Linked DNA regions of Homo sapiens: region 2 is linked to region 1. A link is an interaction called in ENCODE POLR2A ChIA-PET data of the cell type or tissue named here. Cell type or tissue: OCI-LY7. All regions are shown on one strand. Links, peaks and the distances in the headings refer to the core of each region. The heading gives the core; the rest is flanking DNA.

The links. Peaks named below come from ENCODE experiments on the same cell type or tissue, not always from the same donor. Only the 100,000 strongest peaks of a DNase experiment are listed, where the experiment ranks them.
Region 2: POLR2A ChIA-PET joins it to region 1 with 5 read pairs; 9 of 35 experiments call an interaction of 5 or more read pairs at or near these places.

Annotation. Positions count from the first base shown.
Region 1 is chr6:89,399,622-89,403,621 of GRCh38, reverse strand. The region is part of intron 1 of RRAGD (Ras related GTP binding D); the gene reads left to right. Among named protein-coding and RNA genes, the nearest start is that of RRAGD, 11 kb to the left of the region's middle. In OCI-LY7, for the core only: no CTCF peak of the experiment used is centred there; a DNase peak (open chromatin) is centred at 1,861.
Region 2 is chr6:89,339,166-89,343,756 of GRCh38, reverse strand. UBE2J1 (ubiquitin conjugating enzyme E2 J1) reads left to right here. Exons shown (of 8, transcript NM_016021.3): 2 at 1-74; 3 at 1,302-1,433. Among named protein-coding and RNA genes, the nearest start is that of UBE2J1, 11 kb to the left of the region's middle. In OCI-LY7, for the core only: no CTCF peak of the experiment used is centred there; no DNase peak of the experiment used is centred there.

The sequences.
Region 1 (4,000 bases), core at 1-4,000:
GAAAACCAATCAGGAAGTCTATTATCATCCATGGCCATATGTATATATATATCCCCAGATAAAGAACACTTTGTTGCCTTATAGTATTCCACAGACATAAAGGTTCTCAATGCCTAGATGTTCCCTAAGTACCTTTGAATTGGTACTTTACACCTTGACAGTTTTTTGTTTTTTTTTTTGACAGAGTCTTGCTCTGTCGCCCAGGCTGGGGTGCAGTGGCGCGATCTCTGCTCACTGCAAGCTCCGCCTCCTGGGTTCACGCCATTCTCCTGCTTCAGCCTCCTGAGTAGCTGGGACTACAGGCGCCCGCCACCATGCCCAGCTAATTTTTTGTATTTTTAGTAGACACGGGGTTTCACCGTGTTAGCCAGGATGGTCTCGATTGATCTCCTGACCTCGTGATCCACCCGCCTCAGCCTCCCAAAGTGCTGAGATTACAGGCGTGAGCCACCGCGCCCGGCCGACAGTTTTTAAAAATGTCATTGTGGTAAAAACACCTAACATGAGATCTGTCTTAATATGTTTTTAAGCATATAATATGCTATTGTAGGTACACTGTTGTATATCAGATCCCTAGAGCTTACTCAGCCTGCTTGACTGAAACATCATGGCCATTGATGAGTATCTGCATGGGAGGTGTCATTGACATTTGTAAAGGATGAGTGTTACCACCTTGAGAGATGACACTGTGTGCTATGTAGGTGGTCAGTAAATGGCAACCACAGGTTGATGAGAGGTTGGAGTGGGTTGGTTTGAGCTGTTTCGCTGTGGCCAAGGCTAAAACTCCTCAAACATGCCCTCACTTTCACCCAACGAGGTCAGGGGGAAAAGGACCATCAGGCATGGGCTAGCTCAGCAGCCTTCATTCCCTGCTTCAAGCCTGTCACATTTTTACCTCCCTTCTGAGGCCCTGAGTCCTTTCCCAATGTGAGCTGCAGACCAGCAAGCCCCTCAGACTCAACAAGTTCAAATATTTGTTCAGCTGCTTGGTGGCTAGCTGCCTAGCTAGGGTTAGGAAGCCCCTAACCTTCTTGGTGGCTGGGCTGCCAGGTCAGGAACCCAGGGCTTCTGTCTCCCTTGTCCCTCATGCCTAATGTGACACAGATTTGCACTCACAAGTCCTGTTTCCACAGCCTGTGCCTTAGTTCTTTGTCATTTGTGTTCTAGAACAACCTCCTAATTCCATACTGGGACCCGCAAGGGAGTCTGTTTCTGGAGTGAACTTAATGAAATGTAAATCATATTAATCTCCCCTTAAAATCCTTAGTGATTTCCAGGCCGGGCTCAGTGGCTCATGCCTGTAATCCCAGCACTTTGGGAGGCCGAGGCTGGCGGATCATGAGGTCAGGAGTTCAAGACCAGCCTGGCCAACATGGTGAAGCCTCGTCTCTACTAAAAATACAAAAATTAACCAGGTGTGCTGGTGCGTGCCTGTAATCCCAGCTACTCGGGAGGCTGAGGCAGGAGAACTGATTGAACCTGGGAGGCGGAGGTTGCAGTGAGCTGAGATTGCACCACTACACTCTAGCCTGGGTGACACAGCTGGACTCCATCCCCCACCAAAAAAAAAAAAAAAAAAAAAATCCTTAGGATTTCCTCAGTGCTTTCAGGGTAAAATCCAAACTTCCCAGTATCACCCTCCTGAGCTAGCCTGTCACCTCTCCATCAACTAATTTCTTCAAAGATATGTATTGAACTCATGCCATGTGCTACCTTGTATTTTGCCTGTGCATATGTGAGAGAGACAAACAAAAAACAAGTAAACAAACAGGAAGACAGACATACTAAAGATGGACTATTAATAGTAATAAGGACTATTAAAAAGGCCCAGGGTTATGGCCCAGGAAGTGATAGTGCCTGATTTAGCAGTGGGGGTGACATTGCAGCTGGGCTGAGCTGAAGAAGGAGGTCTTCTAGATGGAGGGAAGAGCAAAGTGAGATCCTGAGCTGAGGAACCTTCTGGAAGGCCAGTGTTGCTGGAGGAGAGGGAACAAGTGGAGAAGATGAAACAGGCATGGGTGAGGGGGAAAAGAAGGCATTTGGATTTTATTCTAAATGCTGTGGGGGGCCGGGCGAGGTGGTTCACGCATGTTATCCCAGCACTTTGGGAGGCTGAGGCAGATGGATCACCCAAGGTCAGGAGTTCAAGACCAGCCTGGTCAACATGGCGAAACCCTGTCTACTAAAAATATAAAAATTAGCTGAGTGTGGTGTCAGGCGCCCGTAATCCTAGCTACTCAGGAGACTGAGGTAGGAGAATCGCTCGAACCTGGGAGGAAGAGGTTGCAGTGAGCTAAGATTGCGCCACAGCACTCTAGCCTGGGCAATAGAGCAAGACTCTGTCTCAAAAAAAAAAAAATATATTGTGGGGAAGCCCCTGGACAGAGTGTTGCCTCATCTTGCCTTCAAACTGCATTCCCTAACCTCCAGTTTCCTGAACTTGCAAATCTCTTCCTGGAACAACCTTTCCCTCATTCATCTGTTCCATGCCTCCTCTCCTTTAAGACTCAGATATTACTCCTCCAGGGAGCCTCTCTCAGTGCCTAGAACACCTAGCTGGCCGTGCATGGTAATTGCCAGTTTGTCATGTCTGTATTCCCCTCTGATTGCTGGGGGATGAATCGTTTTTCTTTGTGTCTGCAGCCCTGCCTCACACTTGGCCAGTGTTCAGGGAACCTTCCTGAAATTAGAACAAACTGCCTGCTTGAACATTTCATCTCACTACAGCAACTTTCTGGGTAGGTTGAAGGGGAGCCCTCCTGTAGCGGATTTTTGAAGACTTGTCCCCCGATTGCTCCTTTTAGGGGGGCTGTCATCCTTCATTCTCTTTTGCCTACCTAGAAGCCTGAGGCAGAGGGTAATGCCTAGGGAGGTGTTGGTGGAGAAAGCCCAGCCTTCTGCAGGAGGCTGAGAGGCTGAAGTGCCTCCCTTCCTGGCATAAGCTCACTGCCTCTACCATGCCTATTGTAGAGTGAGACCCTTTGGGGAACTCAGAGCTGTACTCTAGGGGACTTTTTTTTTTTTTTAGTGCCTGTCCTTGAACCCTGGATCCTCAGATTAACGCTTTACCTGGGCTAAGCTACCCAGGCTCTATGAGGTTCTTAAGTGGAGGTACTTGAGGAGAGGGTGAGAGGAGATTAGAGGGAAGATTTTTGTCAGCAGTCCATTTCCGATATATAAGAAACCTTTCCTGATGTAAAGCCATGGCCTACTACATTTTTTACCCTGGCCCACAGTAAAAAACATTTATACTCTGAGCGAGTACCCACATACATGCAAATAAACCCAGGGAAATTTCACCAAGCCGTAATTTTACTCTTGTGCTGTACCATGTGCTCCGATATTTTCTAGTTTTTTGTTTTTAAATCTCTTTATTGTTATTTAATGCTGTTGCTGTTTAATCCCCACAAGTTGATTTTATGAAGACTAATGTGTTCTGACTTAAGGATTTGAAGAGCAACTGGAATGAAGCCATTTTGTAGAACACCTCAAGGAGAAGGTCCCCTGTAAATTTTAATTCATGAGATAAGCAAATTAGACTACAGTTTAGTATTAAATGTTACAAACAGAGCTGATTGGTGGTGAAGGTTCTGGGTGAGCACTCCACCAATACCAGTCATATGACCTTGGGCAGTTTACTTCCCCGAGATTCCTCAGGGGTAGAACAGACTTATGCTCCCTCACTGGGCCGGTGAAGTTTGTAGAAATGTCCCACCCAGACCGGGAATGGTGGGTCATGCCTGTAATCCCAGCACTTTGGGAGGCTGAAGTGGGAGGATCACTTGAGCGTAGGAGTTTCAGACCAGCCTGGGCAACATAGGGAGACCTCGTCTCTACAAAAAAAAAAAAAAAAATAGCTGGGCATGGTGGTACAAAGTGCAGTGGCATAATCACAGCTCACTGCAGCCTTAACTTCTGGGCTCAGGTGATCCTCCTATCTCAGCCTCCTGAGTAGCTGGGACTATAGGCACGAGCCACTACAACTTGCTAATTAAAAAAA
Region 2 (4,591 bases), core at 592-4,591, 60 kb after region 1:
CTGTTAAACGTTTAATGAAAGAAGCGGCAGAATTGAAAGATCCAACAGATCATTACCATGCGCAGCCTTTAGAGGTTAGTTTCTATCTCCATGTTCTTCATATGGATTTTAATATTTAAAACAAATTTTTTAAAATTGCTTTTCATTGCTTTGAGTCATTACAGATGTGTGTGATGTAGTTTGACGTTTTATTCACCATATTTCATGAATATTTCATTAGCCATTCCAAATCACTTTAGAAGAAACGGATTTTGTGGTCTTTATAAAATGGGTCTCAGATGCTAAGTTGAGGTTAGATCTTTTTTTTTTTTTTTTTTTTTTTGAGGCGGAGTCTCACTGTGTTGCCCAGGCTGGAGTGCAGTGATGTGATCTCGGCTCACTGCAACCTCTACCTCCCAGGTTCAAGCAATTCTCCTGCCTCAGCCTCCTGAATAGCTGGGATTACAGGCCCCCACCACCACGCCCGGCTAATTTTTGTATTTTTAGTAGAGACAGGGTTTCACCATGTTGGTCAGGCTGGTCTCAAACTCCTGACCTCGTGATCCACCCGCCTTGGCCTCCCAAAGTGCTGGGATTACAGGCGTGAGCCACTGCACCCGGCCGAGGTTAGATCTTGAGTCTGAGGGAGGGGAGGTGGAAAGAACCCCAGATACTTTACAGTTTGGAAGCCTTTTGATGGGTCTCCGTAGCTACTCAAGGCTTTTTGTATAAACATCTCGGCCTCTCTCAGTCTTCTCATTTGTAAAAGGAGGGTATTTAAATATACCCAGGCAGGTTTTCATGGTAACAGTGGGAATAAAAATATCATAACTTAAGTGCAAGTATTTTGTAAACTGAAAAGTACATGGTAACTGTAAGATGACATTAAATACATTAGTATTACCATTTTATAAATAAGCTCTTAGGCATCTATAAGGGATAATTTTTAAAGATTTGTTAAAATAACCCAAACATAGTAATTTTTTGATTATATAATTATCATAATTTGCTATTCTTTCAAGGATTAATTTCCAATTTAAACCTGTAAGTTACTTATGAATATATAACAACACTCAGAAATTTTTAATGTGTTTATTATAAAATATTTTAGCTCAATGGAACATGAAAGCTAGATTAAATAGCTTTTACTTATAAATTTAATTTATCACTTATAGTCTCGAGACATCTCATGCATTAGAAACTATACTAGCAATAATATAAAGCATTTAATTTTTCTTGCTTGGTAATATTTCTAATATTCAGATAAAATGATCAAACTTTTCAATATTATTAATTCCTTGTGGATTATTGTTTTTGTTCAGGATAACCTTTTTGAATGGCACTTCACGGTTAGAGGGCCCCCAGACTCCGATTTTGATGGAGGAGTTTATCACGGGCGGATAGTACTGCCACCAGAGTATCCCATGAAACCACCAAGCATTATTCTCCTAACGGTAAGAATTTTGGATTTTTAGAGTGCTTGTGGCTTCACTCTTCCTGGTAGCTGCAAAATATAGTAAGCAAATCATTTTCATTAAGAAATAATAGAACAGTATAATTTTGCTTTTGGGGTCCAGGCCCTGGGACTACAATTTTTTTCCTCCAAAATAATTCCTAGGAAGCTGATGCATCTGAGAAGTAAAAATGATACAACTGAATGCATAAATGTCATATCATGGTTGTTAGGATTCAATGAATTAATATATGCCAAGTGCTGGGCATACACATCTGGCACTTCATAAGTACTCACTAAAGGGTAGCTAATGTTATTGTACCTTGTAATCATATTGTCTCCTTTAACTTCCCACCTTTCTTACACTCTCTTCCTCAGTTTTCTCATCTTTACAATGAGAATAATGATACCTACCTCATTGAGTTTATGTGGGATGAAAAGTATCAAGATCTTATTGTATAGCTCTTAGAATAGAGCCTGACACAGAATACTCAATAAGTGTTAGCATTATTATTACTGTTTATATCTCAGATTTTCTCTCTTTCTCTCCAAATTTACACATCTTTTCTTCATGTGAAGGAAAACTTTTTTTTTTTTTTAAGAGACACGGTCTTTCTCTGTTGCCCAGGCTGGAGCGCAGTAGCACGATCATAGCTCACTGTAGCCTCAAACTCCTGGGCTCAAGCTATCCTCCCACCTCAGCCTCCTGAGTAGCTGGGACTATAGGCACATGCCACTGCACCCAGCTAATTAAAAAGTTTTTTGGTAGAGACATGGTCTCATTGGTCTTGAACTACTGGCCTCAGGCAGTCCTCCCATCTCAGCCTCCCAAAGTGCTAGGATGACAGGTGTCACCATCATACCTGGCCAAGGAAAACTATTGATCTAATTCCTCTTTAATTGTTAAGCTTTTCTTCTCTCATTTCCTTTAACTATGTTTAATTATCCCCTAACCTTGAAAAAAGCAAAAACAAACACAAAAACCATTCCCTGTATCTGTTATCACTTTAAGCTGTGCCTATTTTTCTCTTTGGTAACCTCCAAGGCATCCTTTCCGTAGTTTGGCCTGCTGCAGTCCACCTTCCACACATAGTGCCCTGTTGAAACATGAAACTACACCAATCTCAGAGACCAGTTTGAGAAATCTCACTGCTTCTCCTCAGCCTTCATCCTGTTCTCAGTTAAACATCTTACCCACACGGAGTAGCAAATGGTGAAACAACAGGTATTCATCAATAAATACCAAATTAGGCCGGGCGCGGTGGCTCACGCCTGTAATCCCAGCACTTTGGGAGGCCGAGGCGGGTGGATCATGAGGTCAGGAGATCGAGACCATCCTGGCTAACAAGGTGAAACCCCGTCTCTACTAAAAATACAAAAAATTAGCCGGGCGCGGTGGCGGGCGCCTGTAGTCCCAGCTACTCGGGAGGCTGAGGCAGGAGAATGGCGTGAACCCGGGAAGCGGAGCTTGCAGTGAGCCGAGATTGCGCCACTGCAGTCCGCAGTCCAGCCTGGGCGACAGAGCGAGACTCCATCTCAAAAAAAAAAAACATAAATAAATAAATAAATAAATAAATAAATACCAAATTAATGCTGCTTTTACCTCTATTTTGTATAACAGAGAGAACATTTGTTTAAGAGCCAATAGGCCTAGATTCTGACTGGTGCTCTTTCCATTACACTATGGGTGGGTTACACAATGTCTTTAAAATTGTTTTCTCATCAGTCAAAATGAATGTTGTGTTTGGTAATTGTAATCACACCATAAAGTACCTGACATATAGAAGCTGCTTAATAAGTATTAGCTGATATAGAGAACTGCTAATGCTGGCAGTAGAGTTGGAGCAGGGTCCTGGAGACACTCTACTGTGTCAGGAGTCATTTTATTTAGTTGCTAGATCATGGGGAGAGCTAAGTGGTCTTCGGGGAGGGAGGGGCTGGTGCATGGGGAGACTGGTGGTGGTGGAGGACAGTAGTTAGCAGCAGCTCTTTACCAACAAATACAGGTATATTTCAATAGTTAGCCAATGGTATGGTCATACTAACCACACTGGCTGAGAATCAGCCCTGATTTTCAACATTACACTCTTTCTGGTTCACTTCTTTTTTGAAAAGTCTTCTCCAACTTTCATTCAATAAGTATTTATTTATCCTTTCATTCATCACTCCTCTGAAAATCACACCTCTCTCAGAGCCTTTCTCCCCATGTCTTTCCTCACTAACATCTAGTTAGGTGATACTGAGTCCTTAGGTTTCGTCCTGGCCTCTTGAATGTCTTCTCTTTTAGATTCTTTTTTTTTTTTTAACTTGAGATAGGGTCTCACTCTGTCACCCAGGCTGGAGTCCAATAGCATGATCACAGCTCACTGCAGCCTTGATGTCCCACACTCAAATGATCCTCCCACGTCAGCCTCCTGAGTAGCTGAGACTATAGTCACACATACCACGCTTGGCTAAATTTTTTTTATTTTTATTTTTTGTAGAGACAGGGTTTCACTTTGTTGCCCAGGCTGGTCTCAAACTCCTGGCCTCAAGTGACCTTCCTACCTTAGCCTCCCAAGTGCTGGGATTACAGACATGAGTCACCATGCCTGGCCTCTTTTAGATTCTTAACTGAGCCTAGCTCCATACTAGGCACAGGGTAGGACATTAGTAAATCCTCTCCCCTCCCCTCCCCTCCCCCACTCCTTCCCTCCTCCCCTTCCCCCTCCCCTCTCCTTCCCCCCTCTCCTTCCCCCTTCCCCTCCCCACCCCTCTTCCCTCCCCATCCCTTCCCCCCTCCCCTCCCCACTTCCCTCCCTTCCCCCCTCCCCTCCCCTCTCTCCTCCCCCATCCCCTCTCCTCCCCCCTCCCCCCCTCTCCTCCCCTCCTCTCCTCTTTTTTTTTCTTTTCTTGGGGACAGGGTCTCACACTGTCACCCAGGCTGGCATGCAGCAATGCAGTCATAGTTCACTGTGGCCTTGAACTCCTGGGCTCAAGTAATCTTCCTGTCTTAGCCTCCCAAGTAGGTAGGACTAGAGGCACATGCCACCACTCCTGGCTAATTTTCTTTCTTTTCTTTTTTTGGTGACAGTGTCTCACTAAGTTGCTCAAGCTGGCCTTGAACTCCTGGCCTCAAGTGATCCTCCTGCCTCAGTCTCCCAGAGTGCTAGGATTACA